5 separate regions of the Homo sapiens genome follow, and all the other regions are linked to region 1. Evidence: chromatin loops called from intact Hi-C (ENCODE). Cell type or tissue: A673. All regions are shown on one strand.

Region 1 (5,000 bases):
AGAATCGGGAATGGGATGATTAAACCCAGAGGAACTGTTTCCTGACTGCTACACCATTACTCCGTCTCCCCCAACCTCAGATATCTAAAAACGTTGGGTGGGAGGAAAGGGGCGCTTCTTGCTGTTGGGACAATCAGGTTGGAACGCACCGGTAAACCGAAGTTGACTCCGCGGACTGACTTTTTGTCTTTCAGACCCGCGAGGTCTGCTTCTCAGTTTAACTCTAGAATTGAAGCTCACTAACCCGAAGCCAAAGAGCGAAATGATCTTTCAGTAGTCTAAAGTTTGTAAGATTTTTATATACTGTTCAATTCTTCTCACTGCTGGTCTCCTGCCCTTTGTTTTTAAGCAAACTTGTGCAACTAGCTGTGGTATTTTGGTAATTATAAGGACAAGTCTCCATGACTTTGTGGAGATTTTTTAAAAATGCATTAGTCTAAGGGCGCGAGTAGGGAGGGATTTATTACAGAACAGTGAAAGACCTATTTCACGTCCCCAGGCGTTAATATATAATTTTCTCTCGAGAAACTACTTGGAGAGAGAAGACTGTTAGGTGCAACTCGCCGGTAACCTTCTTCAATCATTCTTACATGTTCCCATCATCTGTTACGGTCTCCCAAAGACAGTCACAGGAAGGCCACGAAGAACCCCCGCGCTTCCCCCAAAGCTTCTAAAAAGCCATTTCTTATCTAATGGGGCTGCCAGTTTTATCTAAAAAGTCCTACAGACACAAACCATAGAAGGCTTAATTTCGGTGTCTTGTTGCTGTGAGAAGACCCGGTGTGTTAGGAAACTCCTTTCTTTATATCTTTCGCAAAATCTAACCCTTGATAAGAGCTGTAAATCCTGGCCGGCCGCATTGGCTGGGCTTGAACGGGTAATGCCTCTCCAAAGCGGAAAGGGAATCAAAGATGCGTAAGTTTCCTCCTGACCTAGCTGAGGCTTTCTTCCCCAGGAACTAGTTTTGATTTGTTTTTTCTCAAGGAGGATTTCAAATTGGATCTGTCTTCCCTTCCATTTTTATTATAAGTTGTTTTAGAGCGCGTGTATGAAAGCGAAAGTTGGATAGACCTAGGTTGATAAGTTTACCAGTTGTGTGGTGTGTGTTTTTTTTTTTTTTTTTTTTTGGTCTGTTTCTAGTCTCTGGTATTAGATGTATGGAGCCTTTTGTCAGGCTGCTTTTGCAAAGCTGATGCTGTTAATCTCAATACGAAGCAAATCTTCCTAGTATTTGTGTGTGTTTCCCATAGAGATAAACATGTTGACCCTAGTAAAAAAAAAAAAAAAAAAAGATACCACCACAATGCCAGAAAATAGAGTTTTACCTAGTCATATTCCATCATGCCACTTTTATAAGATGGAATTAAACACCAGAAGCCACCAGAAGCCTGATGACTTACATTTGAGATCCACAAAGCACCCTCACTATCCATCCTCCTTCAAACCAGCCCCCACCTCCCACCCACAGTGTGGTATTTTAACTCCCTAAACCAATAAGCTATTACAAAGAATTATTGCAGATGATAGCACTTCCAAGTAGAAAAGCTTGCATGCGGCTTGGGGGAAACCTTTAGTAATAGACAATTTCACCTTAATGGTGAAGACAACATTTTCCTCTTTTCATTCTGCACCATTGTTGTAAACAAGTATTTTCTTAATAAGTTCCTAAACTGATAGAAGCAAGACGCATGGTGAAGATACCAGCATTAAAAGGAGACGTTTGAGGGACCCCACCATGATGGACATGCTCTGAAGTTCAGTGCATGTATCATGACACATTTTGCATTAAAATCCAAGTTAGAATAGCAGGCTTTGTAGTTTTACTTTACCTTGAAGTTCTAAATTGATCATGGATTATTATGATTTCCTCAGCTGATTGCTGTATGTGGATTTAGTGCATCAAATATATCTGTAAAATTTTGTATACATAAAACTGATGAGCAATTTATCCGTAATACTTGATCACAGGAGCGACCTCTTGTGTTCAAAGCGGGGATTAGACCCTCTCCTCTCAAAAAAGGACTCGTTTTGACCTTTGTATATTGTTAGGTCAAAAATATATCCTTGAAAACGGCAATAGTGTGAATCTCTGGTTTGATTCCTTTACTGAGAAAATGAGGAGTATGAGTAGTTATTAAGTGTAGTCCCCATCACCTCCAGGCTGCCTCAATATATCTGACAGTGTCTTTCAATATAAAAGGGATACTGAAATTTAAGTTCCTCTGGAGTCTGTGGCATCTGCCCATGTGCCCTTGTATACACCTTCCAAAATGTGGCTGTTACACCCAACCTCCTGATGGGCTCTTAGACTTGTGTTTTTGTGTACTGTTGCTTTCTCTGCTTTAGTTACCATTTAAACATTCCACATCAAACTTAATGTCAGATACAGATTCCTGCACAAACATCATGCTCTCAAGCTACATTTCAAAAATCTAAATAGGTTTTAATTGCAATTGAAAGGTAAAATTACACATTTAGCATTTATTTATCTCCCAATAACCTCTGGCAGATATAAATGAATTTTAAGTTGTTTCTTTGGGAAATCACAAACAGTAAGACAGCTTATTCCTTCTCATCTAACCAAGACTGGGAAGGGAAGAGGGGCTTTGATCAGCTTTCCAATGGAGGTATAAATTTGAGAATTTATTCCCAGGGAGATGATGCTATATGTTTAGCTCACATCAGAATCAGGTTTGAAAGAGTAGAATAAGTTACACTGCCAGTTTTACTGAGTAAGGTATTCAGATGAAAAAATATGTATAACTGAAGGATTTATATTTTCTGATGTCCACATCATATAATTTGGGGGCCAAAATGAAACAGGAAGATTTTATTTACCTCTAAAAATGGATATTGAGTAGATGCGTATGTATCCCCTTTCCCGTTTTTATCTTTTCTGTGTAGTCTCTAATGATGTAGAATAAGGCTATATAAATCCTCAGTATCTTTAATCATGTCCAAGGGTCAGATAAAATTATGTGCGTTTAAAGGGAGTTACGATTAACCATTTATATTCCACCGCGAACGGGGTGTGGGTGTTTAGAACCAATTTGCGTCTCTTCCCGTTGGTGGTGGTGGCTTATTGAGGAACAATCAGGAGAATCTGTGCTCTAATTTCAGAGAAAAGGAAGAGATACCAGTGGGTATGAAATGATTCTCTTTTTCTTTCCTTTTACTTAAAAAAATACTAAGCAATGATAATAAAGGCAGTTGTTAACAACAACAAACCTTTAGTTGTGATTCTTATTCTGATGCCTAGGACTCCTGCTGCGATTGTGGTTTTGTTGAGTGTCAATTGCTTTATTAACCAGATAAAACAGTCTGGGTGAATTAGCAAGAATTTTCTCTGCACGCAGAGCTTCCTAGCCTTACTTTCTGAGTTCAGGTAGTTGTTTCTGACACCAGCTTTCCTGGTATTTCTTGGCAGACGACAGGCCAGAAGGCACCGTTCTTGTGCGGTCTGTTGCTCGGTTCTCAGCCGAGATAGAATTTCATGCTCCCGGCATCGGGGCAGCTGCGAAACCACAAACCTCAGTTCAGTCCTGAGCATGCGAAGGTCCGCAGTTGATTGCAGGGAGGCGTTCGGCCAAGCGAGGACGGAAATTTGTATTCTCCCTTTAAAATTGTGCTTCTGAAAGTATTTACTATGACTTATCAAAAGCGGCTGGCAGTGTCAAGTGAAACCTTTTTCTTGCTTCCCCCTGCCCCCTAGAACTCCTAAGTGACCAGGAACAGACGATTTTTAACCGAGTTCTGCTGCGTGGAGCCCAGGTTGGCGCTAGTGAGTGCAGTGTGCTGACCCAAGTGGTGGTGGCCCAAGGACGCGCTGACCCGTACATTTGGCAAAGCTTTCATTAAATGTATCAGATTCTCGCGGAAGTGGTTGCAGTCCGGAGAGTGAAACAGCTATCTCTCAAGTCCTGACCGGTTCAGCTGAAATCTACATTTGCACTGAATCTGGCAAAACACGGACGGGTCCGCCCGAGATCTCAGGAAACCCAGAGCAAGTTACCTCCATGTAGTTGATCATTCTTTCTGAAAGGACGGACACCATTTACCCCACTGCAATCCTGTCCAACGGGCAGCTCTGAGTTTAGCTTTAGCGCCAAAGGATTGATTTCCCCCACCCGCTGGAGATTTACTGGGGACGAGCGGGGGAGGGGAGGCGAAGGTACCTCGGAGGAGGTCAAGTGGGGGAGGAGGAGGAGCAGCAGAAAATTACCAGCCAAGCAGGGGAGGGAGTTGGAAGCCCGGAAATATACCAGGATGCCTCAAGTAACCTTCCTTTAAGTCTCAGAATTCAGCCCTCGGAAAACAGCCTCATAAGGTGTCCTGGGAAGGAGTCCTCGGGTGGGCTGCGGAGGTGATGTCAAGAGTTACAGCTACTTTATGAATTAAACTGACGGCTAAGGCATGTCGGGACAGTTTAGTGTAAGCTGAATGGTGCGTGGACGGGGCAACTTTTAAAGAGAGGTGGGCAATCATTGGTGGCATCTACCAGTATATTCTGCATGTAACAGTAGTTTGGAAGCTGAAGAAAAACCCCTCAAATCCCAGTAAATGCCCGGTCAGTTCGAGAGAGATTTTAGGGACAATTTTGAAGGTCGCTGTCTGCTCCAACTCCGCAGAGATGAACAAGAGTGTGAACTCTGGCGCGGGTGTGTTTAGAATTATCTACGACTTCAGATCCATGCTGTTGAAACTCATCAATTCTTTGTGACTTCACGTGGAGAGAAGAATTTGCCCTGCCTCCCTACCTGCTAAATGCCGACTGAGAAAAGGGGCCCAGGAGACGACCCCTTTCAGAAAGAACGTCACTTCATCAACTCGGCTGAGTTATTAACTTGCTCCCCGAAAGGTCAACAACGCCTTCTCTTCTCAGCCGCACCGCGCGGAGATCAATCGCTTTACCCTAGGTAGCCTCTTGTTCAGGGCTCAGGAACTCCTGTCTTAAGGTCCTTCTGGGGCTCAGAAGCTGTGTTGTGTATGTTCTTTCCAAG
Region 2 (5,000 bases), 630 kb before region 1:
TGATCATAGAGAAAATAGCATCAAATCAGGGTCTTGAAATATGAATGGGCTTTCAATACCCAGGGAGAAAGACAAAACCAGTTATCTTGGAGAAAAAACAGGTTGGAACAGGATATTGGGAAGATATAAAGAAAATTAATCTAAAAACCAAGTTGTATAAGATCATGGAAGGTCTTGACATGTTAAGAAGCATATAATTTAAGGGAAAAAATTCAAACAGATATAGAGAGATAGATTCAGCAGAAGAATCTTTAGAAAAAGTTTAAATAATGTTGGATAAATTCTAAAATAATATATATATTCTAGTTTTCATCATTATCACTACCATAAATATGGTATGTGGTTTTCCACATGGGAAAGGTGAAGAGAGAGAAAGAGGAAAAGTAGAAGTACTAAATTAAGTGGCCACTGTCCTGGGAGAATTGTGATGCTAATTATCAAGTAAAAGAATCAGGGAGAGAGGGTCAAATTTAATAATGAAGACAACAAAATTTCATTATTGACATTTGGAGTTGAAGATTTTGGTGAGGCATTTAAACCAAAACGTCCAGAAAGTTGTTGAAAAGTGAAAGTGTAGCTCAAAGAGAAGTGAGTTAAAAATTTACAGCTGATAAATGGAAATTTCTTTCACGTGGATAGAAAGTCATGCGAATAGCTAAATTGTTTATTTGGTGTGGTTTGGCCAATGCAAATGTTGTCTGCCTGCATATTTTACTTTCTTTTGATAATATGGGCATCGTGTTGAACAATTACTGTTTTTATTACCCCATCAATTTTCTCATCAAGATCTGATTTTTCTTATCGCTATTGCTATTTTAATTCTTTTCATCTCAGCTCTTCTTTCTGAAGTTCTTTTGTATTGACCTTCCTTTTCATCTTTATTAATTTTGTATTTTTCTTTTAAACTCTTTACTGAAATGAAAAATGTTTACTCTATATTTCAAGAGCTTCAGTGTTTCATAGATACTCTCTAACTTAATAGAAGTAAAAAGTATGGGGAAATTGTTATTCTCAGCTTGTAGCAGTTGAAGCAGACCTGCTGATGACCCAGGTCTATGCAATTCCAAAGTTTTGATTTGGCTTTTTTGTTCTTTCTATATCACATTGCCTCCTCCATAGACACTATCTCAGCTTTTTACCTTCATTTCCAATAGCTATCCTTAATCCCTTACTCCTATCCCATTTTCTCTTATCAGTCACCTCTCTTATTATGGATCTACTCCTCCAGTTGGCACTCTTCCTCATGCTGCTGTTCTGTGTCTTTAAATCCTCTTCTCACCTTTCCGTATGCTCATCTGCTCAAACCATTAAGTTTTATCAACCCAATAACATTTATAACAACTTTACCTTTAAAATTGATGATGGAGTTGTAAGTGGTCTCAAATTCACCCTTCATTCAATACTCAAAAGATGGCATTGAAATCCCTTGCTATGTTACAAAAGTCCACACTGTGACAACAGAATGGAAAAGTATAATTTTGGCTGTATGCCATTTGCCTAGACGAATCACCAACAGTTTTGCTGCTTATATGAATACATTTTAAATTGTAGTATTATTTTTCTTGTTCACAAACTTGTAATATGTGGTCAAAAACATATTTCAAAGGTGAACACTTTTTAGACAGTAAAACTGCTCCAAGCATTCAAATTTTTTAAATATCATGCTACTTTTTTTTCTTTTAGAGTGGTTATCTATTAGGTAATAGCTGGGTTTGATTGCGGCAGGATATCAACTGATGCCTACCTGGCAATTAAGAAAACCAGAACTTCGTCTATCATACCCCCAAAGAACTGTAGGATTGATACCTGGAACAGGGAGGATTAGCAGCTGACGGTTGGAGCAGGTCATATTGAGCTTACTTCAGAGGAAGAATACACTAATTTCATATCTAGGAGTTTGCGTTGAAATAAATGTGGGAAGGTATGTTATTTTAAAGGAGCCATATTTACATCGACCATAAAACCTGAGGGAATGCTGCTGGTATTCCAGTAGGTGGCAATCTTCCCCCAGAATATGCAGCTAACCAAGGTCCTAGTGCAGGTTTGGGATGTGCAGCTTGTCTAAATTAACACCAAGGATTCTGTCTCTAAAAGTTCAAAACTTCAACAAAAGAACAAACCTCTTTGTATATTAGAATACTTTCCATGCTCTTAGTAAACCAAATCTTAGTGGATTTACCTTGCATCACCAAACTAAATCAGGCATTCTTTGGGCCTTATCTTTCCTTTTCATGAGTTATATATGTACAGCGATATAAGTATACCATCTCCACTATCCTTCTCAAATTATTCGTGTATATTAGAAACTGCTCTTTGCCAAACATCAATTTATAACACTATCAAGACAGTTAATGAGAACCTGTAAAATGTTATCACCCTTGCAATATGTTTAAGGCAGAAAATTTAAATGATTCTGTGGACTACATGTGACTCTCCGCTATATCTATCCCATCAATTAAGGAATTGTAAGTTGAAGGTTTTGTAAAGGCTTTTGCAAAATAACAAGTGTTTCTCAGTGCAAAGTTTGAAAAATAGATTTTATGGGGAAATGCAAAGCAATCAGAATGCCTTATCTGTGGAGAGAAAGTTTATAGGAATATTTGCTATGCTGTGATACTAGATTTTTGTTGTAAAATCTTCTAAGTGATGTGTAATATAATGGTTACTGCTGTCATTCTGGGATTTTAATGTCATTCTTCCAAACAACCACAGCATAGGCTAGGTGCAGTCTTTGGTCTTCTCATGTTTTTTTGTTTGTTTTGTTTTTAAATAAATCTATTATTTTATTTTAAGTAATTATTTTCTAATTTGGCATATAGTCTCATAAATATGGACTAATATGGTAGCATTACTACTGTTAGGTAATATTAGGTTCTTCTTAACTTCTGAGTAAAAGAGAAATGTGTGTTTCCCTGTTCCCTTGATGTCATATGTGTGTGTGACTTACTTTAGCAAAGAAACAAGTGTGAGAGTGATCTATGTCACTTCCAAGCAGAAACATGGAATTGTCAAAATGATAGTTTCCAAACTGTGGCTTCTTCATCAGCCTCAATCATTTGGTGAAGTCAAAGTGGAAGAAAATCCCTAGTTTACCAGAACAGATATGTAGCATGGTCCAAAAATAGATCTTTATTGTTTTAGGCCACTGAGATTTTGGACTTGTTTGATAGCTTAATGTAACTTAATCAATCCTAACACTATAAAAAGGAATTAAACTTAGTACTATAAGATAGATGATAAGTACTATTAAGTCATATATTCTGCTCAACTCTCCTCTGTTAGGACAGTAAATAAATGTAATGCATGTATAGACAAAATATACTATGGAAGTATATACCTGGGCACTAAAATTATCTCAAACTAATAAAATGCTTTCCTAATATGGAGCCAGCTTCTACATTCTCCTCCTCTGGGTGAAAGCTGGACTCCTCTATAATTGAGAATCTTCTAGTAAATCATTTTCTAGATCAATATTAGAAAATCAAAGGTTTAACTGAAAGTGTAGACAAGTTAAACTTCAGGACTTTCTTAGGTAAAAAATGATTATAATTGGTATGTAGCTAATACATATGCTTTTCAGATCCCTACCAAGCTGTATCTCAACTGCAAGACTTTTCAGATACTTCAACATTCAACATTCATTGTGAATTTCCAAGAATGAAAGATAACATTACTGGCAAAGTCAGTTTATTATTGACTAATAATAAATTCCAGGAAATGTAATGCCACTCTGTCTTGTGCTTAAACAAAAATATTTCCTCATGTAAAAAACAGTAGTGCATTTAACCATTATAGAGACAATTTCCTTCATAATCATTTCCTTTTAGAAGCATACCTCTGAAGGAATTACAAAAAATTTAGAAATGATTTTCTTATTTTTTAAAATACATATTCATGGTTTATTTCTAAAGATCATAACTCTTACTCACCTGCATTGTGGTATGATTCCTGATTAGAAGGGGTAAAAGAGAGGAGTTGGGGATAGTACCACACCATCTTGGGTACACTTTTGCTGTATGTTGAGTATCTAAATCCCATCCTTCATACATCAGGACATTAATCAAAGGTTTAAACCTACTTTGTTGGTGCATGGCTTCACAGCTCTCATTGATTTCTATATTTGGTTAATAGTTGGTGGTCTAATTTACTCATTTACTCAACAATCCATTATTGCATTCCTAATAAAGACCAGGTTCTGTGTTATGCACCCAAGATACAAAGTTGAAAGTAACATGATCCCTGTTCTGAAAAAGGTCATTATTTATCAGAGAGTAAAAGTTATTTGAATGTACTATAAATGTCAAAAATAAGATATTTTCAAATACTTTGAATACCAAAGCAATAGAGCAATTAATGACATACCAGGAAATATAAGCAGAATGATCAGAAGCACATCGTCAAAGTTTATGTCGTATTTGGAGAACTATGTGTGATCTGGTATAGTTCAAATGACCCAGGGGCATTTGGAATACAGGACTTAAAAAACAATATTTATTTATGTAAAATAGTCAAATGTATAGCTTGCTTAAGATGAAACACTTTAAGCAATTAAAGGTAGACAATAAGGATATTTGAAAATCACCAAGTAATATGTCTTGTAAAATACTAACCTCAAATGGTCCAAATAAGAGGCAGATTAGAAAAGTAAGGTGGAAGGAAGGGGACATAGTGGAGATGAGGTGGAGAAATAAGTATTTATTGATCACCTAAATTTTCTAGGCATATTGGTGGTAGTTTTCACATATCATCACATATCTTATTCACAGCCAGCCAGTCAAGTAGGCATTACAATTCCTACTTCATGAACACTCTTAAAAGCTCTTGGACACAAAAATGAAAAAAAAAATTATTTTCCTTAAACTAGGAATAAAGTCCTTTTTCATAAATTTTATATTAGTTAAGTAATCTCCTTTTTTACTTATGATTCTTACACAATGATAATCATAAGTAAATGTAACTAGGGTATTGAACAATTTCAATGAAAAAAGTTAGCACTATAT
Region 3 (5,000 bases), 420 kb after region 1:
TGATAGAAAGGGAATAAATCAAAGCCTTGTTCTAAATTTCAAACTTGCCTGTATAGATGTGCATAGCTACTCTATCTGGAGCAGATAGGTGCTGTTTGAATTACTGTTCTTCAGAGTAAACCAAATCCACTTCGCTTTTAAAAAATGAATATTGTATTTATACAGCCTGGTTGTGCTGTTAAATTAAGTCTCTCTCCATTCTTATTCCGTTTCATAAACAAAGTGTAGAGACGACAGCGATTACGGGTTAAAAGAGCCCAATCTTAGCTTTTGCCTGGCATTATGCTTACCTTTTTGAGGGTGGGGAAGTCAGAAAAGGGAGGAATAAACCCTAAGCGGATACACATGGAAGGGGGATAAACAGATATGTATTGAGGTTTGTTTTTAATCAGAATACACTTTCTGTAGAAAATTTTCAAATCTTGCAGTATTTCAGGTATAATTCGCTAGAATACATTCCCTTAGCCCCCTGTGTAAGACATGAAAAACATTAGGTTCTGGTTTGTGAAAAAGAAAAGCAAGCATTCAGGGCGTGAGTGCGTGCGTGTGCGTGTGCGTGTGTGTGTGTACTGGAAAGAATAAGGCTCCTCTCTTCACTGCCTTTTGCTGCTGCAGTGATGCTCATTGCAGTTCGGCTGGTTCCACGCTCATAGCCCGGCACAGGGTTTGGGAGCTTGGACCATTTCAACACCGACAAAAGAGGCTTTTAAATAAGTACATGCCATAAAACAACAAGCCGGTCCCTGGGAGCAAGTAAAAATTTATTCGTTTCACGTAAAGCCCTCCGAAACAGTAAACACAGAGCAGATAATCCAGAGCCAGGCGGGGGATCTGCATCCTCTCGGCTTCGCGTCGGTGCCCGCGCGTGTGCGCGGCTGTGCGCGCACCTCGGCCTCTGCGGGCACCTCTCCCTCAACCCCCTCCCCAACCTTTGCAAGTGAAGACTTGTGTGTTGGGGTTCCTCACACCCTCCTCCTCCTGTGGGGCCTTGTCTCGGCTTAGCAGAGACTGTCATCTGAGGGCTCGGTTCAAGACTCCTGACTGGGAAATGTGCGGGTCTGGAAGGCAGAGTGGAGTCCCTGGGGCGAACTGGGAGAACTGCCCCTTTCTGCCAGAAAAGCGCCCCAGCCACGGGTTTGCCCCCGCACCGCCCCCCCCCCCCCGCCCCCCCACAACCTCCCAAGAGCTGCTGGTTGGAGAAAACGCCACTTCCCAGTCCCTAAGTCTCCCCACGTGTTGGGTTCCGTCCTTAACTGGACAGTGCTGGCTGCCAAAGGCAGGTGCCAATTCCCCAGAAGCTAAATCCTTCTAATAGCCTCAGCTTGCACACGTCTCTCCCCTCCTTCGGTTGCCGCTGCTTCTCCTTTTTCATTTTTTATTTTTAAAGTCAAGAACCTTATCACTGGTTTTAAGGTACCGTGCCATTAAAAAGAGGCTCGCAGTCTGCGGCGCGAGATCGAGGGGCCCAGGGAGAAAGGGGCCCGGGCGGAGGAGGAGCGGAGGCCAGGGAAGCCACATTTGCATAAAGCTTTGTCTTTCCTGCTTCTTAGGCTGCCGAGGGTTATAACGCTAATTACACAAGATTAATGTGGAGATTGTTCTCTATGGCTCACCAAGATTTATTTGAACAGTGAACTGCTCAAGATCCAAAGCCATAAACCATCCCACCCAGCCGCCGGCCCCCCGACTTTCTCCTTGCGGGAAGTGAAGTTTTTCCAAGTCCAAAGGAGAAAACGGGGAGCTGCCACTGGGTAGGAAGCTCCGAAGAGCTCATCTTGAGGGATATTGTTGTTTACACGAATTATCCGTCGGCCCTCGGATATACAAAGGCAATTCCCTGCCTTTTCTCTTTCTGCCGGCTTCCAAACGAAAGCCTTTTCTGCGGTGTTGTCTCTAAATTTGGGGGATGAGAGGCGGCCAATGAGCAAATCCGGTGCAGGAGCGCCCCCTCGTGGCTTCAAGGGGAAGGGACGCGGTTCTCGGCGTGCCCTCTGAGTTTGAGCGGTCTGATGCTGTCCCTCAGCGGATTAGAGTGGGATAGGGTTGAGTGCTGAGACTGGGAAAGCGGTTCTCAACCGCGGTTCACACTAGTATTCTAACCGAAATAGTAAACACACACACACACACACACACACACACACACACACACACACACACACACGACCACCTTCAGGGATTCTGATATTCTTAGGCAATTTTTTCTTTTCCCAGATAATATAATATGCTATCACTGTAGAGAACCAATATTTGAGAATTTCCTGGTTAGAGTGCAAGTGAAAAAGTTAACTGGCTTAATATTTAACTTTTATATATCATTTGATATTTACTTATTTTACCTAGAAAACCACAGGCCCACCATTATTTCCTGGGCTACTTGGGAGATATTATTTGAAAGATATTTTTTTTCAGGTTATTGGAAAAGTGATTTGAGTTTCAGTATTTGAAATTTTAAGATTTTTAAGACTAGGTTCTTGTTTCCTTCCTTCTTTCCTTGGGGTAAAATATATGTAGTGTTATCAATAATGATAAAAATAGAATTAATATAAAATTATAATTGTGAGGAGGGCAAGTAATAGCAGTCCACCACTCTAAGGTGGACACCAGATTCTTATTGCAGTAAGTTGTTGGTTGACTCACTTTGGACAATTCTTTTAATCAAGCTGTGCCTCAATTTCCTCTTCCACAAATGAAGTGAACCCATTGGATAATTTTAAGTTACCTTCTAGATTTAGTGAATGTGTAAACCTAAAGCACTAGAGAAAACACATGTTACTAAAAAGTTTGCAGATATAGGCTTTATATGTTATATTCATCCTTTCAAAGAGGAATTATTATTATAAATCCAGATTTTTGAAATGTGGCCTTTTCTATAGTCAAGGCATATCCAGAATTTTTTGTCTGGTACCAAAAAAAATCATATAAACATTAGAGAAATATAGCACAAACTTACACTAAAATAAAATTAAGCAACCTATCATTACTGCTCCATTCATCCAACCAGTCCTGCAATTCAGGCATAGTATTTTTGATAGTTTTGCTACTGTCTCCGCAAATGAATTGATATTTAAAAGGGAAGAAAACGCTGAATTTTTCTTCCACTGCACTCCAGCCTGGGCAAAAGAGCTGAATTCCATCTCAAAAAAAAAAAAAAAAGGAATATGAAATTGGAATTCAAATAAAGGTAGGCCTTATTTGTGGTTAGAATGGAGAACTGTGCCCATCACCATCTTTACATCATCTGCTTTACCACTCCAGCTAAGTGGTGAGCAGATACTTGTGATTAACTGCCCTTTGAGGGGCTTCAGCATGAAATATTTGAGACCCTTTCTGGGTTTCAGTTCTCAAGAACCAGATGTGCATCACCGAGACACTTTAGCAGAGGAGGCTGTGATTATTGGTATCAGCAGAAAAATGTGTTTTGGGAAGGCACCAATTAAAGGTGAAGTATCTCAAAGGAAACAGAAAAAAATTGTAAACAGCAACAGAACATGATGTTTTCACTTTGTTAATTCTCATCAAGAATCACAACACAATATAGCACTTAGATGCTCGATGGTTACATCAACACTCATATTAATATCTTTTAGTAAAATAAAGTATCAATCATATGAAAAATACAGTTTTTAATCATAAGCGGTAATTATTTTTAAGGTTACAGAGAGAATGAACATTTCAAAGACACAAGCACTGAAGCTGTTCACATCCCATACCTCATTTATGACAGCAACTTCAGAACTGGCTTATCTGGGCTATGCGTCCCAGCCTTTTGCATTTTTTCCTAGTAAATAAGCACTAGTTTGATTAAGGGACTTGCTTTGAAGTCTTGCTGGTATTTGAGATTTTCACAGTATTCTTGGCAACTTGGTTCCAAAAATGTTGTTTTATGATTACTTAAAAAAAATGTATCTGTGATGTTTAAGCAAAACAATAAGAGTTCATAAATAATTTGCTTTCATTTTATGGTAGTTTACATGATAATGTGACATAAAGAAGAGAATGTGCTTGAGTGTGTACAGGCATGTGTACAGCAATAGTAGTGGTGGTAGCACACACAGGTTGGGGTAACTGACCACTTCATGACACCTGCTATGAGAACTCCACCTCCTGCCACAGACCTGAACCTGGGCAGCCAGATTTTCACTATGCAACCAATCTAACCACCATTACCTCTGCCTTCTCCCTGCCCACAACTGACTGGAAAGGGATGAATCTCTTTTACAAGGATTCGGAGAAATCAAAGTCTCTCTCCCAGCACTTTGGGAGGCTGAGGTGGGCGGATCACCTGAGGTCAGAAGTTCGAGACCAGCTTGGCCAACATAGTGAAACCCTGTCTCTACTAAGAATACGAAAATTAGCTGGGCGTGGTGGCAGGTGCCTGCAGTCCCAGCTACTTGGGAGGCTGAGGCAGGAGAATCACTTGAACCTGGGAGGTGGAGGTTGCAGTGAGCCGAGATTCCCGCCACTGTGCTCCAGCCTGGGCAAAAAAGCTGAACTCCACCAAAAAAAAAAAAGAGAAAGAAAGAAAGAAAGAATGAAAGAAAGAAAGAGGAAGGAAGGAAGGAAATATGAAATTGGAATTCAAATAAGGTTAGACCTTATTTGTGATTAGAATGGAGAACTGTGCCCATCGCCATGTTTACATCATCTGCTATGTGCTATTGTTTAGCATCGGTCCTTGGTCAGACTGAGCTAATCTTCCTAGGCATTTTGTCTCCATCTAAAGATAGAACTTTACGATTAGGAATTTCTGACACTTGCAGATGTTAGTGAGGATGTTTTGGAGACATTTCTCAAAATGTGTCAATGCCTTTGGGAATGTTCTTGAAGAGAGAAAGAAAATAAAATGTATTAAGAAGCAATTTATATGGGGCAAGCATTTCGATACAGTGTCCTACTTAATCCTCACATGGCTTGGTGCTAGGAGTAGTCATCCACGCCCACTTTGCAGTCAGGAAACTGGGAGTCAGGAATTTCATAACTTAAACCACAGCAAAGATTGT
Region 4 (5,000 bases), 580 kb before region 1:
GTTTATGAATGCTACAAATACATATGCCACCATGTAAGTATTCATTATTCTCAATTAATTGCTGTATAAGATGAAATAATGTACAGCTAACAATCAGAATTAGAGCCACGTTACACCAAACTTGGTTCTTTCTCACACAAAATATGAAATTAAATGATCTAATATGGTGATTGATTTTAGAAGAAAGGTAATATGTTTTGAGGGGATTTACAGAGGACTAATTGATCATATATATTTTGAATTAATATGTGTGTAAATTGATAGTATTTCTGTTGAATAATATATATACACATATATAGTTGTGCATATATATCTATATATGTATATGTATTTATATATGTGTATATGCATATACACATATATCTTATAGACATCTATATATGTACTTGTGTACTACATGTGTTCTCATTTCAAGAACAATAGCAATAGCAAATTCTTTTGTAACAAAAGCAAAGAGAAATTTTAGGAAATGTACACCTATTCTTGTTTCATTCAATTCTTTTTCTCAATTTATGCTTGTGTATAAGACATCTGGAAATTAAAGACCTATAGATAAAAGAAAGTAAACATTAAAACTAATGCAAATTCAGGCCAGGCATAGTGGCTCATGTCTGCAATTTTGGCACTTTGGGAGGCCAAAGTGGGTGGCTGGCTTGAGCCTAGGAGTTTGAAACCAACCTGGACAACATGATGAAATCCCATCTCTACAAAAGATATAAAAATTAGCCAGGCATGGTGGTGCACACCTGTAGTCCCAGCTACTAGGGAGGCTGAGGTGGGACAATCACCAGAACCTGGGTAGTTGAGTTTGCAGTGAACTGAAATCACACCACTGCACTCCAGCCCGGACAACACAGTGAGACTGTCTAAAAAAATAATCATCATCATCATGCAAATTCAATAACAAAAGAACTGTTCACTTTGTAATATAAAATGAGTTTCTGTAAGTATGTAGAGGAATATCTTGCTTAAGATTGATAAATCTATGAAGATCATATTTTAAACCCACAGATTTTGACTAAAAATATCAAGTAATTATGAAAAAATTAGAATAAAACATCAAGTTCATTTTTACCATGTTTTTAATTATGACTTGTCTTTGTTACATTGGACATAACACAAACTATGATCACTGAAAATTCATACATTTCCTGATTGTATTTTGTTAATAATCTGTTTCCTAATGATAATAATTTTGAGAGTTTCAAATACCGGTTTTATAGAAAATCCCTTTTTGAAAGGGAAAAAAAATCGGAATTATAAATAATTGAGCCCATTATTGTCTGCACGTGGGCCGGCGAGTAGGAGAAAGTGGAGTAGTTAGCCTTAATTATCTGGATAATTTATTTCTGTCAACCCAGCCTTGGTGCCCTTTCCTTTCAAAACTGAAAAGTTATATTAGAAATTATAGTTCGTCTTAAAGGAACTATAACATTAGAGATGACATTTCAGCACATTTGTGGATAAGTTATTTTCACTATGTCACCTTTTCCTGTGATAGTTGTGCAGTGTTCCTATCCTAGGCTAGAGATTGAAAGAGTAGATGACAGGAGGGTCAGGGGACTCTTCTCTCTCCCTTGGAGGCTCCTACCATTGCCGTCTGCAATCAGATTGTTAGCATGTCAGCTCAGTCTGTCAGAATCCCCTTAGTGCTGCTCAGCCAGCTGAGAGAAAATACCTTGTGTATTGGCTGTGGATGTCCCTTAAGAACACCCAGTCACTCAGTCATGCAGCCTAAATAGGGCAGCAGACAGCACCTTCACACCAGTGTACGATAACTGAGCTTTCCATCGATGTGTCTTGACCTTATAAGAAGCGCTGTAAAGGGCCAGGGTGAAGAGCCCAGAAAGGCTTGATTGCTACTAACCTTCTCTTGTCTGTTAAAAATGGCAGCTTCTTTTACTCAAGTCACTCAGAAACAAATGTAATAAAACAATCTTTACTCAGAAAACCAATAAGGCATTTCTTTTATGCAGTGATGAAACACAACCACTAGATGACACCAAGAGATAGTTTGTATGTCTGATTAATATCCTGTACTCAGTTGTCTGTTCAAAGGTGACATTCTTGCTAAGATTTTCACTGAGATCACAGATGCAGGCCAATTAAGTGATCTAAGTTTTTAAAGTTGTCTTGCTTTGATATTATCAATTACCATCTAATCAAGAAGACAAAGTCAAACGAAACAAAATAAAACACAAAGCAAAAAGCAGATGTGGGGTCATTTGGACACTCAGACTTAAACATTTCCACTTCTGTTTCTTGTTGTCTGTACCATTAATAAGATACTCCAAGTGAGTCATTACTGTAATTTAGAAAAGTTCTGCCAAAAACCTCTATCATAAATCCTTCTTAGGCGCTTGAAATTCAATTGTAATATTCTCTCCACACTACATTTATAAGCCAAGCCCCAGCAATATACTAATACATTTTACATAGTTGTAAACAATTGGCATGCTTATGCATCTCTGTCAGAAAGAGAAAAACTATAAAGACTAATAAGATTCAACTTTCAAACGATTATCTGTATTTCCTTCAAAAAATAACCAGTGTTTCATCTCAGATTTTGTATGCTGATAGTTCTTTGCAAATTAACATAATTTGTATTTGGAGATCAGTCTTAAACTTTAAAACATTAGCTTTTGTATATAGTAGAATACTTTTATAATAGCAGGATATCTATACAATAAGAGTTGCATGCAAATTTCAAAATCTACTGCCTGACCAGTAAAATTCTTCAGAAGTCCAAGAGATGGCATAAAGAAATAGTTAATATTAAATACGTAATTCTAATAACTGCTGCTTGCAACTTCTTGGTAAAGTTTCTATGTGCAGCTTTGAAAATATAATGGATTTCATTATTTTAACAATTTCCATATGGTAAATACAATTGCATTTTTTCAAAAAATATATTTACTATTAGAAAAATTGTATATTGATTAAATAATGGGAAAACTCAATGCTCTTGGTCATAAAAGCAACATTTGAGGCATATGATTATCTGTAAAAGTAAAATGTGTGGAAATTAACAGAACACAAGATCATACTCATGTATTAAATATTAAGTTAGTAAATCACATGTACATCCATTAATTACAAATGTCAAATGACAAGAAAAAACAAATACAACTTCAATCTGAAATAACTATTTTTTTGAAAACCACAACATTCTGCTCTGATTATTTAGGACATCCCTTCTGTTTCCTTTGTGGTTTGTGGAACATTACATATGTGATTTTCCTGAGTTTTATGGGATTTTCTGAAATTATGGCAAGATTTTCTAATGTAAATAACACTTGTATCTTGGAGTCAATATACAAAGGCATATTTCACATTAATTCGTTAAAAAGTCTTAGTTAATTGGCATAAGAAATATGCATATCTATACAGACCGCATCTTTTTTTTTTTCTTGTTTTGTCAAGTGAAAAACTTAGGATGGATCCACTAAAAAAACGTGGTTTGTTTCCAATGGTAAAATGTAACTTTATTATAAATTATGTGTGCCTATTTTTCATAAGAATTCCTCTGAAATTCCATAAGACTGTAGAAAATTAGCCATTCAGAAATATTTTACTTTTAGGATAAATTTATGATTTTAAAAAATTAGCCATTTTGTTTTATTGAAATATATAGGTGGGAGGAAGGTCTTACAGTTTTATACCAATCACTTATTCTCCCTGAGGTTCCATTGAGTTACTTCTTCTCTGTTGAATTAACTGTATTAACTTTGCACTTCAGAGAAAAATATGGATTTCAAGTCTATAAAATGAAACACACACACACACACACACACACAAACACATGCCTTATTCTGAAATACCATGCAGAGCACTACAGTTTTGTAATGCCATGATGTGTTAACTCTTCCTTTGTGTTGAAGTCCTGGATCAGTAGGTGTTATCTTTGAAATTCCATTAATAGAAGTTATATAGAGACATGGCAATGGAAAGAAAAGTAGCCCTGAAATATTGTAATGCACAGTTGAAATGAGTGTATTAAAGATAAAATATCAAGTTTAATTAGATATTTTTGGCTTGTTTTGCATCTTTTGTTTTTTTATGTCCTAAACTTTGCAGTCATTTAAGCAGAGATATTTTGTCATTTGATTATATTTATGGAGAAGCTTCGATTACTAACCATCTGAGTTTTAGACAGAGACCTCACAAAGCGGCTTAAAATAATTTGGCTGTCTAATTTATTTTTCTTCCTTTTTTTGATAGAGATATTTTCTTTATTTTTCCCTCCATTTACAGGTGCAGAATTAAAGAACATGTTCACTCACTATATTATTGATGCACTTAAGTGGAGTGTTCCAAAGCATGTAATTACCATGTAGGCTTATGGCCCTGAAGTAGCCCAGGATAGTGGTGCTGCATATCCATGATTTGAAGGACATACAGTGATGATTATAGAGGCAGTACTCTACATCCATTCTGGCCCTTTTGTGTTTAGCTGGTTGTCATGGCAAATAATTGGATAGAATTTAAGCCACTTTCTTCCAAGTGGGAAATTCATAATTTTACCCTTCACCTAATTTTGTAGATACTTTTAAAGAATCTTAAAGTTTCTACATGAATGACGTAGAGCAGTGTGGGAAAAATTTTCACTTTCAGCAGGCACATCAGAAATTAAACTTCCGCTTAGGGGGTAAATAAATCAATTTCCATTTTCATTAAATGGCTTCATTTTCCTATAACTAAGCCACAGACTTTGTGTTTCTTCACTAAAACAAGGCCAATGTGGTTTACTTTGACAGCTTCCGAGAGAAATGGAAAAACAGAGTAAAATATTGAAATCTTATTAAATTTTAGCGAAAATGACATTTTGCCTAGAGTCCTGTCGGCAAAAGCTTAAAACCTTTTCAAAACACAGCTGAGGGAGGAAACTGTAACTAGAAATGGTTTATGCTAACAGCATAATAGGGTTTGTCATAGGGAGGATATTAATTGACCCAAAGGATATGTAAGTCATGTAATAATGATACATTTCATAATTAATT
Region 5 (5,000 bases), 1.3 Mb before region 1:
GTCAAAGCATTCCAGCTTTGAAGTGAAATGAGTGAATCTAGAATGTTGGCAATTCAGGGCCTTCAAAGAGAAAGAGTGATATTTCTGAGGACACTTTTGTGTTCCTTGAATGAGGATCCTGTGAATGGCCCCATATTCCATTGAGGCCATTCCAGTCCTATGTGTGCGGTGAAGTAACTTCCTGCCTTGCCTCCAATCTGCCCCAAGCACTGTCAGCATTACAGGGCTGGGCATATAGAGTTTATATTTCTACTTGGAAGGGCCTTGAAAGATCCCTTAAGAGAGCTATTACAGTCTTTTGTACATCTCATTCTTCTTTCAGAGTCTACAGTGAATTAGGAATTGGGGAGCATTCTGTTTCTCCCCTAAGGGTGATTAAGAATCCTCAAGTTTCTTGAGGATATAAAGCTATAACCTTCTTAATGGATAGAAACTTCATAAATCTAATCCTGACTGCTGTCGCATATTACTTCCAAAGTTTTTTTGTTTTGTTTTGTTTTTGAGACGGAGTCTCACTCTGTTGCCCATGCTGGAGTGCAGTGCTGCCATCTCGGCTCATTGCAAACTCCGCCTCCCGGGTTCAAGCAATTCTCCTGCCTCAGCCTCCCAAGTAGCTGGGATTACAAGCATATGCCACAATGCTTGGCTTTTTAAAATTATTTTTATTTTTTATTTTTATTTTTTTATTTTTAGTAGAATCGGGGTTTCCCCATGTTGGCCAAGCTGGTCTTGAACTCTTGACCTCAAGTGATCCACCAGCCTCGGCCTCCCACACTGCTGGGATTACAGGCATAAACCACTGTGCCAGGCCTATTTCCAGAGTCTTCTATGGGTATCCTATTATTTTAGAGAACTTGAATCTACATGGGACTTTTGGATTTGATTCCGTTTGCTTATGTATCTGTTTTATTCAATTGCTATCGTTAGTGGAAGGAGTTAATAACATAATTCGTGAGGAAGAAAGCCTGGTAGAATTTTAACAATAGCAAGAAACAGTGGTGTGCTAATTTGGTCATTGTACATATCCCAGCTTGGTATCTCAATTTTAACAATAGCTCATGTGCTAAGTCATGCATACAGATGTTGAAGATATGACCTCAGGAGATCTTTCAGGCTGTGAAGACTATTATACCTAGTATAGTTTGTTACTGAGTTGCTCACCCCCTCTAGGAAGCAGCTAATTTGTGCAGCACACATGATCTTTTGCTTGTTGTCCAAGAGTACTAGAATACACCTGATTTCTAAGGCAAGCTTTTAACTTGCAGTGCTAGTCTCTAGATATAACTTAAGATATTTAAGAAGTCATAAAATGACTTTTTTTTGCTATAAGATGAAAAATTTTTATCTCGTATATAGTATGAAGAGTTGGACATTCAGTTATGCATTTGAAATATGCAAGAATGAAGGCCACTTAAAAAAATTTGGTCTGTTTTTAAAATATGAAAACAAACTAATAATCTATCTTAGTATGGTATATAGTATTGCATACATCTGAAAATGGTATCATATTTTGCTCAGCTGGAAATTGCCCTGGTGTTCAAAGTGTTTTTCATATAAAAAGATTAAACAATATTTAGACTCATTTTTAAAAATAATTTTAAAACGCTCATTAGGGTATACTTTTCTAACACTAGATTGACTTAAAAACCAAATCTTAGCTTGCAAGAATTAGGGTGTGACCGTATAATTCTTGCTCTTTTTCTTTCAGTAAGAACATACAGTCCTATTGATTCCTTTATTAACTTAAATATTTATTTTATGTTATTCAAACTAATTTAAATGTGAAAAGTATGGATTCCTAATAATGATACGAAAATAGGTCAGAAAGCTCCATCCTTCCTGCTTATATCAGCTTATAGAAGCATGTTCTCTTCAGTTTCTGTAGATCTGTTGTGTGTTAAGGCGCGGGCAAGGGCTAAGGTAGCAATTGTTTCCTACTCCTTGCACAAAATAGGATCTGCACATTGTCAACAGGCTGGAAATAACCAAACAGCAATGATTATGATGAATGGCTTTATCTGACCAATCTTATCTTTTCCAAGCTTAAGCAAGCTTTAAAAAATGGAAATCCTTATTCAGGCTTTGCTCCTTGCCATGATCTAAGGCAGAGGCCTCCAAAACAGTAACCTATAATTGGGGTCTATGAAATGGAGGACTTCCCACAGTAAAGTAATATCTTATTCTGCTTCCTGCATCTGCTGGGAAGTCTTTAGAGTAAATCTAACAAATGTTCACAAGGAACAGTTCCAGAAAATGTTACTTTCTCTTTAAAGGAGATGTGACTGTAATGAGTATCTCTCTCTCTCTCTCTGTCTCTCTCGCTCATCACTTACTGATTTGCTAGAATTAGATGATACAGTAAAATGAGCTCCATGGCATGGAGGTTGGATTACTTATTTTTATAAAATTAGCTTGTTAATAATGTATATTTCTAGTCATGGAATTTCCTACTATGTTCTTTTTGGAACCTTTGTCATTAGTCTGAAGACCTGCTGTATCTGTTCTTTCTTCTGGATATTTTTCAGTGACCTTTGACTAATCAAAAGTAGCATTTTGGCCTGTTCTAGCATTAGGTAATAAAAATGAAACCCTTCTCCCCCCAGTAAGAGAGCAATTGTAACTCTATATTCAATTGCCAAAAATAAATAATACTATTTATTTCTATAGAAAGAACTTGAAAATAATAACATCTATAGTTTTAAATTAGAGGTCCACATATAACAGAATAGTATAACACAAAATGGCATGGAATATTTTAGCACAATAGTAGAAACCAAGAGATGTGAGCTCTATTAGGGTAAATGACTAGTCAATGACTATAAGCCCTTCAACAACGAGGACTTCTGTTATTCTTATCTGTGAAGTTAAAAAATGGGATTGTAGATGTACTAAATTATTTTTATATTATAAAATTACATAATTTACTGTGAGATTTAAGTGGCACATCCCTTTTTGTCCTGTTTTGAGTATTAAATAAGATAGCATATGGAGAGTCCTAATGTGGTGCCTGGGACTCAGGAAAGAATCGATAAATGGCAGTGATATTCCTTATGATTTTGTGAATTACATTTGTCAGTTAAAACATGTTACTTTAACAATAACCACAAGATGGCAGTATTCACCTTCATAGTTAAGTTTTTTTCTATTAAAATGCTGCGGAAGGAGTTGGGTGTATTGTTTTAGCGACTTCCAAGTAGAACAAATGAAATAGTTTTCTCACTTGAAAGGAGAGCAGTTTTAAGATTTTATGTATGTATATACACACACATCAGTTTCCAAGCTGCTAAAGATTACCTATCTTGATACATTTTTCACCTAACCACGTGTCTTCTGAAAAATTCTGAATACATTTTGGTCCCCTTCTATGTGGACTGATGCTTCTTGGATAGTGGATTCTCCTTCAGCCTTCAGGTCTATCTATGAGGATAAAACAGAGAAATAAATTATAGTTCAAATTTTGCACTTTGGCTGGTGAATCCTGGGCATAATTTGAGTAGTATGTGACACAACCTCAAAAGCAAGGTTATTTTTTAAATAACAATTTTATTTTTTAATGAAATGAAGGCTAGCTAGCTAGAAAACATAATCTTAGTTTAAAGAGTCATGAAAGAGGAAATCTGTTTAAAAGATTAAAGCCATTTGAAATGTATAGACGATTATTGAGTAGGGGAAAATGTGTTTTCCTGTGATGGTGTACATTGCACATACTTCATTCCAGTACGATTAGCATGGGAGTGTCAGTTCTTACTAAGAAGAGTTGGAACTCACACATTCATCATCACCGTGTTATTTAAATTGATTTTTTTTTCTATGGTGGATTTCTTTGTGTTTGAAGGGTCCAATTTGGTTCAGAAGGAAACATTTGACAATGAAATATGTAGGAGCCACTTGGCTAGCACATGACATCAGTTAAGTTATACAGAAACTCAAAATTAAAATTCTGATTCTTTCAAATGAAAAATGATCTCAATTTTTGTTTCCTGTGAGAGGTTTTTTGTATAAATTGACCTGTATAGCACCAAAATAGTAAGATGTCTTACAATTAAGTTTGCTCATAGAAAACATTAAAGAAAATGATTTTTATTAAAATAAAGATATACATTTATGCACATTTTTAAAAAGCACTGTAAAAAAATGAAGATCTGTAAATGAAGGAACTCTGGAGTGACACTTGCCCACATTGAGAACATAGAAACACCATTGATACATTTCTTCATATTTATAAAATTACACAAAAGTTATATATGGCGAATGGAGAATAAAACCATACCTTTGTTGGAGTATTCCAAGAGTATATAGAAGTATAGTGTATATTTTATCTATAGCTCCTCATTGCCCTTTTTTAATGAAGGTAAATGATAGACATTAATTATTCTAAGTTGGAAGATGAATTAACTTAGAAAAATAAAAATTGCTTCTAAACTCTGTTAAATTGTTTTGATGCAACCAACTTACTCCCTTTCTTCCTCCCTCCCTCCTTTCCCTCCCTCCCTCCCTCCCTTCCTTCTTTCCTTTTCTCTCTCTTTCCATTTCTTCTTTCTTTCTTTCTTTTCTTTCTTTCTTTCTTTCTTTCTTTCTTTCTTTCTTTCTTTCTTTCTTCCTTCCTTCCTTCCTTCCTTCCTTCTTTCTTCCTTCCTTCCTTCTTTCTTTCCCTTTCTTTCTTTCTTTTTTCTTTCTTCTTTCTTCCTTTCTCTTTCTTTTTAACTCTTTTTCTCCCTTCCTTCCTTCCTTCTTTCCTTCTAAATCAGCCAGCATCATAAGAATTCTGAGAGCTTTCAAAATCTTCAGCTTAGCTCTAATACTAGCTCAACTATAATTATTGTAATTAAAAACAAAAAAGAAAAAGGCAAAGCCACAGATTTAACTGTTGGTAAAAACAACAGCTTGGATGGGAACAGTTTAGATGGGAAGAGAGTGGTAGTGGTCACCATCGAAGTAGGTCAAGAAATCTTATCTGATTCTCTGGTAGTATAAAAATGTAAATTGGTGATATGCTTCAG

The links. Peaks named below come from ENCODE experiments on the same cell type or tissue, not always from the same donor. Only the 100,000 strongest peaks of a DNase experiment are listed, where the experiment ranks them.
Region 2: a loop joins it to region 1, with 5 times the contacts of the local background. A loop is called at or near these places in 14 of 110 quality-filtered maps.
Region 3: it touches region 1 in a loop (7-fold over the local background); 23 of 110 quality-filtered maps call a loop at or near these places.
Region 4: a loop joins it to region 1, with 8 times the contacts of the local background. A loop is called at or near these places in 11 of 110 quality-filtered maps.
Region 5: it touches region 1 in a loop (4-fold over the local background); 7 of 110 quality-filtered maps call a loop at or near these places.

The regions. Positions count from the first base shown.
Region 1 is chr5:51,377,788-51,382,787 of GRCh38, reverse strand. It overlaps ISL1-DT (ISL1 divergent transcript), which reads left to right. Exons shown (of 2, transcript NR_046243.1): 2 at 3,713-5,000. Among named protein-coding and RNA genes, the nearest start is that of ISL1-DT, 3.0 kb to the left of the region's middle. In A673, a CTCF peak has its summit at 2,000 (motif pointing left); a DNase peak (open chromatin) is centred at 1,977; H3K4me3 peaks cover 1,704 bases; H3K27ac peaks cover 1,032 bases.
Region 2 is chr5:52,004,426-52,009,425 of GRCh38, reverse strand. LINC02118 (long intergenic non-protein coding RNA 2118) reads right to left here and starts at 1,395. Exons shown (of 4, transcript NR_147166.1): 1 at 1,348-1,395. In A673, a CTCF peak has its summit at 1,984 (motif pointing right); a DNase peak (open chromatin) is centred at 2,005.
Region 3 is chr5:50,960,063-50,965,062 of GRCh38, reverse strand. No RefSeq gene overlaps it. Among named protein-coding and RNA genes, the nearest start is that of LINC02106, 7.6 kb to the left of the region's middle. RefSeq lists an enhancer at 1,422-1,959. In A673, a CTCF peak has its summit at 1,956 (motif pointing left); a DNase peak (open chromatin) is centred at 1,962; H3K4me3 peaks cover 1,546 bases; H3K27ac peaks cover 485 bases.
Region 4 is chr5:51,958,034-51,963,033 of GRCh38, reverse strand. It overlaps LOC105378959 (a long non-coding RNA gene), which reads left to right. Exons shown (of 3, transcript XR_948315.2): 2 at 1-33. Among named protein-coding and RNA genes, the nearest start is that of LINC02118, 47 kb to the left of the region's middle. In A673, a CTCF peak has its summit at 1,985 (motif pointing right); a DNase peak (open chromatin) is centred at 1,993.
Region 5 is chr5:52,655,496-52,660,495 of GRCh38, reverse strand. No RefSeq gene overlaps it. Among named protein-coding and RNA genes, the nearest start is that of ITGA1, 130 kb to the left of the region's middle. In A673, a CTCF peak has its summit at 3,121 (motif pointing right); a DNase peak (open chromatin) is centred at 3,145; H3K4me3 peaks cover 700 bases; H3K27ac peaks cover 993 bases.